2 separate regions of the Homo sapiens genome follow, and region 1 is linked to region 2. A link is an interaction called in ENCODE POLR2A ChIA-PET data of the cell type or tissue named here. Cell type or tissue: Panc1. All regions are shown on one strand. Each heading gives the region's core, and the rest is flanking DNA. Links, peaks and the distances in the headings are about the cores only.

What was found. ChIA-PET counts read pairs that join two places held together with the same protein. Peaks named below come from ENCODE experiments on the same cell type or tissue, not always from the same donor. Only the 100,000 strongest peaks of a DNase experiment are listed, where the experiment ranks them.
Region 1: POLR2A ChIA-PET joins it to region 2 with 8 read pairs; 1 of 35 experiments calls an interaction of 5 or more read pairs at or near these places.

The regions. Positions count from the first base shown.
Region 1 is chr10:61,441,599-61,444,503 of GRCh38, reverse strand. The region is part of intron 1 of TMEM26 (transmembrane protein 26); the gene reads left to right. Among named protein-coding and RNA genes, the nearest start is that of TMEM26-AS1, 9.6 kb to the left of the region's middle. In Panc1, for the core only: no CTCF peak of the experiment used is centred there; no DNase peak of the experiment used is centred there.
Region 2 is chr10:62,125,941-62,128,836 of GRCh38, reverse strand. No RefSeq gene overlaps it. Among named protein-coding and RNA genes, the nearest start is that of LINC02621, 130 kb to the left of the region's middle. In Panc1, for the core only: no CTCF peak of the experiment used is centred there; no DNase peak of the experiment used is centred there; H3K27ac peaks cover 358 bases.

The DNA.
Region 1 (2,905 bases), core at 1-2,500, 680 kb after region 2:
GGACATAAAAGGGAGAAAAGGGGGAAAATTCTAGACTATTTTAACTTTCGTCCTAAAGAACCAATCTCCTCTACAGAACAGAAATAAGTACTATCATCTTTATTTAGAATGAAATAAACTAAAGCCTAACACAAATAACAATTATAATGCATTTTATTTTCTCAGAGAGCATTAAAGTTCCTGTAGTCGGCAGCAATATAAGTTCATTTGTTCATTAAATAAGCATTTATTGTACCAGATGCTGTCATGGTGGTTTTATAAAAAATAGAAAATATGTATAGTTATATGAGAACAGTATAAAATGACATTTAGAGAACCAAATAAATTTTCACAAATTAAGTCCAAGAGTGTGGAAAGCCTGCAGAATCAAGATACAATCAGTAAGGTGGGCTTGTTGACAAGGACCATTTCAGAGGTAAATGATTTCTGAGGTAGTAGTGGTTATGAGTGCAGAAAAGAAAGATGTGCTTTTCAGGTTGAAAGAATATCATGATGGTGACAGTTAGGATTTCAATTGGAACAATTCATTTAGGAGGATGCCATGATTTTCTTTTCTTCTGAAATATTTTATGAGAAAGATAGTATGTAGATCCTCAAATGGATTCATATTTTGTCACTATAACTAGTTTAGTAATAGTGAAACATATTGCTGGAGTTTGTGAACAACTTCAATTGTAATAAAGCTTGTGCTTGCTTTAGGCCTACTCTTGGAAAATTTTAGATTGAGTGAGGTATATGGGGTACTAATTTTGCTATTAGTTTATATCATTATTTGGGAATATGACTTTTTTTAAATTGCAACAACAAACAATGAAAATTATAACTAAGAGTCACATTCAGTAGTATCTTCTCTTTACAAAATCTGAATATAGACAATCTTCAAGGGCTTCGGAAATACAAAGAAAGATTTCATTGCAATGGATTTTCTCAACCCATTTGAAGTTCCTCCTTGTCTCTTCTGTCATTATTTGTCTGGTCTATCCTTAAGATCACTGAATAAACAAACCTATCCACCGATCTTGGCACTTTTTTTTTTTTTGAGATGGAGTCTCCCTCAGTTGCCCAGGCTGGAGTGCAGTGACCCAATCTCCGCTCACTGCTAGCTCTGCCTCCCAGGTTCACACCATTCTCCTGCCTCAGCCTCCCGAGTAGCTGGGACTACAGGCGCACGCCGCCACAACCGGCTAATTTTTTTTTTTTTTTTTTTGGTATTTTTAGTAGAGACAGGTTTCACCGTGTTAGCCAGGATGGTCTCGATCTCCTGACCTTGTTATCCGCCCACCTCGGCCTCTCAAAGGGCTGGGATTACAGGCGTGACACACTGCACCGGGCCTGATCTTGGCACCTTTTAAAACTTTCTCATTTATATTCAATTTTCCATTTTGGGGGGAATTCTCATTAGCTCTTGGCCATTTAGTTGAGGCTTTCTTGCCAGGGAACAGGCACATGCAAAGGGCTTTGGGAAGGGAGGTAATGATGAGGGACATGCTAGTTAAGAAGATTAATGGGTGGTGGCTGGGATCACACTGGTGACTTCCCAGGCATTCAGAGGCTTTGTGTTCCACAAAAACATTGGGTTCACGTTGAGGAGTTGAAGAGAGGTAGAGGAAATACTGAGGTTGTTATATTGGTCATCATATTCCCCTTACACACTAACAGAAAGCCTTTGCCAAGCAGCCTTGATGGAAATCATACATGTTAAGGCCCACTTAGACAAATGAGTCTACATGTAAGAAGGACAGACAACCTTTGCATTGTTAGACAGGTTTAGGGACTTAGAAAAGAATATCATGACCTGGTTTTTTGATTTCCACGAAAATAAACTTTTATAAAGTGCTCCAGAAATTTTACGGAGGACATGCAAAATCTCACTTAACATGAGATTTTGAAACTTGGGTCTAGTATTCTTACAACTTCACTCTGTTTTTGTAGAGGAGAAAATATTGAGAAATGAAATACAAATAAAATCTGGATTCAATTGAAGTACATTTTGAATATTATTTTTGCTTCACTTAAATATTATCCATTTTCAGATATATACATATGATCAGAAGACAGACAGAGAAAAACTAAACAGGGTAGTGATATGGCTAATTTTTCTTCTATAGGCTTACTTATACTGTTATTTGTTAATAAAAATGAATGGATGTTATTTTTTTCAATAAGAAAACATTAATAATTGTCATTTTTAGAAAGAGAAAAATGGAATCCTAATTCTAGACTAATGGTGAGTCAAAGTAAATAAAATCTACTGCAGGGCTAAATTGCTAAATGTCATGACATATCATTTTGTAGAAAACATTATAATTTGTTGAAATGACAACTTTGTATGGTAAACAATATTTTACTTTTGGATGAAATGAACTGACAAAAGCAATGAGTAAAGCTTTTAAAAAGCTTGGAGCAGTGTCTAATATGTAGCAAGACCTATATATATATACATATTTCATAAACAAATAAAACAAAACAAATGAATTTTTAAGTAAACAAGTAAATATATAAAGAAAAAAACTCCTTTGAGATGGTGCTCCTGCTTGTGTACTTGGGAGAGAATTGGTAGGTAGGCTAAGAGCTATGGAATTAAAACAAAAAAACACAACTTCATGGAAAAGAAAGATTTTAAGAGGGCTTTATATGAAAATATAGTTGAGCAAAGTAATTTGGCATTGAAGAATTCATATTGGACAAGTTTGGTATTCTGACAGGTAATTGGGATTCTAATAAATCTGAGTTTCTAAGGGCAGATAGCTCACTGGTAATAGGGTATTGTCCATTTGTAAAAATTTTTCACTTGGACATGTATTAGTCATTGAATCATATACTTATCAGCTTTTATCAGTCCAATATATTGTATGTTTATAAACAGTTATCCAGAAACGTGATATAAATGATTTGTTAGTTGGCC
Region 2 (2,896 bases), core at 397-2,896:
ATCTATTTGTCTATCCTTATGCCAGTACCATACTCTCTTGACACTGTAGCTTTGTAGTAAGTTTTGAAATTAGGAAGTGTGAGTCCTCCAACTTGGCTCTTTTTTTTTAAGATTGTTTTAGCTAGTCTGAGTCCCTTGCATTTTCGTCACAGCTGCAGTTCCTTAATGTCTCCTGAAGAACTCTCTAGCATGTACTGTTCTAGCTGAGAAAACCTGAGTCCATGTATTTTCTAAGAGTAGCTCTTGTAATTAGGTAGGAATTGTGTGGCTCCAAATATCTGCTTCACTGGCAGAAACTTAATTATTATACCTTTATTTCTTTAACTCAGAGACTTTTGAAGGACCACAGGAGCCAATCAGGCCAAGGCACAAAGGGAATTCAGGCAATAATCCTGCTGAAGGGTTCAGAGGCAGTCTTGTTAGGGTCACAGATTTCAGAGCTCTACCACTGCTTTCTGTGTGCCTTTGGGTTATATACTTATTTAAAGATCAGTGTCTTCATTTTAAAAAAAGAGATAATAATATCTACCTCACAGAATTATTAAGATGATAAATAGGATCATATATTTTAAGTGCTCAACAGAGTAGTAGACGGAAGACCTTGAATTATCTTTTTAAAACTGACTCTCTTGTTCCAAGCCAGATAAGCTCAAGGGTCAGGAAGTGGGACCTGTGTGTGTACCAGGAGCCCTCCTGAGCCAATGTCTAGACAGGCTTGTGTACCCTGAGAGGCTCCTGCAGTAGGGACTAGAGCCAGGGAAACTGGGCAGAAACAGAGGCAGAGGTGAGCAAAGGAAAAGGAAGAGAGCTTCCTTCTAGAAGTTTCAGAGTTAGGAAAGACGCAGGAAGGGAGAAAGCTGATGTGGCCTTACAAACCAGATTGGAAGAAAAAGAATTCAGTAGCACTAGAGAAGGAAGATCCATAAAGAGCCTTCTGCCTTGTGAGTTCTTCTAACCCAAGAAAAATGTTAGCAATGAAGGCTTACACCAACACACATCAGACACTTTGGGGTTTTGCTTGTCTTCCTCAAGTACTATATTATATAATCTTACATAAACTGTAGGAGGAAAATCAGGTTAATGTTGATTTTGGTTTACATCTTCATTTATTCACTGGAACTTGCCTGGGACCTGACACTTACTTAAAGATCTGGCTCATGGCTAAGCCTGGCTTTGGATTCTTGTGAGACCACACATCACCACTTACTTACTGACACAGCAGTCAGCACTCAGCTCTCCTTCTCCAGTAGGCCACATCTCCTGATACGAAATCTAGGTTTGAATGTGATGCCAGCTGCCTGGAAGCCTTGAGAGGTGTCCTAATGATAGAAAACTGCATTTTGGCTCATGCTAACACCCATTTACTTTTATTACAGTTACAGAGATCTATCAAGGAGTCTGAATCTGCATCTGGTCTCAATAGGAAGAATTAGTATTGATTAGCTTTGGGAATGGTAGTATACAGTTATAAGTATAGGGCATGATTGGCCATTCTGGGACCCTGCAAGAAAAATGCTTATTAAATTAATAATTAGGCTGGGTTCAGTGGCTCATGCCTCTAATCTCAGCACTTTGGGAGGCCAAGGTGGGTGGATCACTTGAGGCCAGGAGTTCAAGACCAGCCTGGGCAACATGGCAAAATGCTGTCTCTACAGAAAATACAAAAATTAACGAGACATAGTGGCATGCGCCTGTGGTCCCAGCTACTTGGGAGTTGCAGCGGGGGATGATCCTTTGAGCCCAGGAGGTCAAGGCTGCAGTGAGCCAAGATGGTGCCACTACACTGTAGCCTGGGTGACAAAGGACACCCTGTCTCAAAAAAATAAAAATAAAAATAAATTGATAATTAACATGCTGTTTATTCCATTAAAAATACAAAGAACACAAAGTTTAAAAGACGTACGTACCCTCAGGTTCCAAGGCAACAGCTGCTATGCCCACATTAGACCCAACGAATTCCTGAGGGAAAGAGGGTTTTGGAGATGAGAGTTTCCCTCAGCAAGGAGAGAAGTTACAGGTCTATGCTCTCTCACTTGGAAGCAAATTCCTCTCATCTTGTATTTCATTTCTGAAAAGATTCAGTGAAAAAAGAAGTTGTTTATATGCAATTAATTGAATTTTTAAAAGTTTATCACCTGCTTTTTTTTTTTTTTTTGAGATGGAGTCTTGCTGTGTCACCCAGCCTGGAGTGTAGTGATGCCATCTCTGCTCACTGCAACCTCCACCTCCCGGGCTCAAATGATCCTCCTGCCTCAGGCTCCCAAGTAGCTGGAATTACAGGAGCCCACAACCAGGCCTGGCTAATTTTTGTATTTTTATTTGTATTTTTGTATTTTACTTTTTTTTTTTTTTTTTTTTAGGGGTTTCACGATGTTGCCCAGGCTGGTCTCGAACTCCTGACCTCAGGTGATTCGCCCACTTCAGCCTCCCAAAGTGCTGGGATTACAGGTGTGAGCCAGCACGCCCAACTTCATTTTGTTTTGTTTTGTTGTGGCAAAATATATACTTTAAAAAATTACCATTTTAATCATTTTTACATCTGCACTTCAGTGACATTAACTGAACCATCACCACTGTCCATCTCCAGTACTTTTTCATCTTCCATCACCAACATTCATCTCTAGAAAACTGTCAGCTTCCCAAACTGAAACTCTGTAGCTACTAAACAATAATTCCCCATATCTCGCTTCTTCCATCTCCTGACAACCACCATTCTACTTCCTTTTGAATATCACACACACACACACACACACACAGAGATATGTGTATATATGAGAGTGTATATATATATAATATATATACCTTCATATAAGTGGAGTCATACAATATTTGTTCTTTTGTGTTTAGCTTATTTCACTTAGCATAATGTCCTCAAAATTAATCCATGTTGTAACAT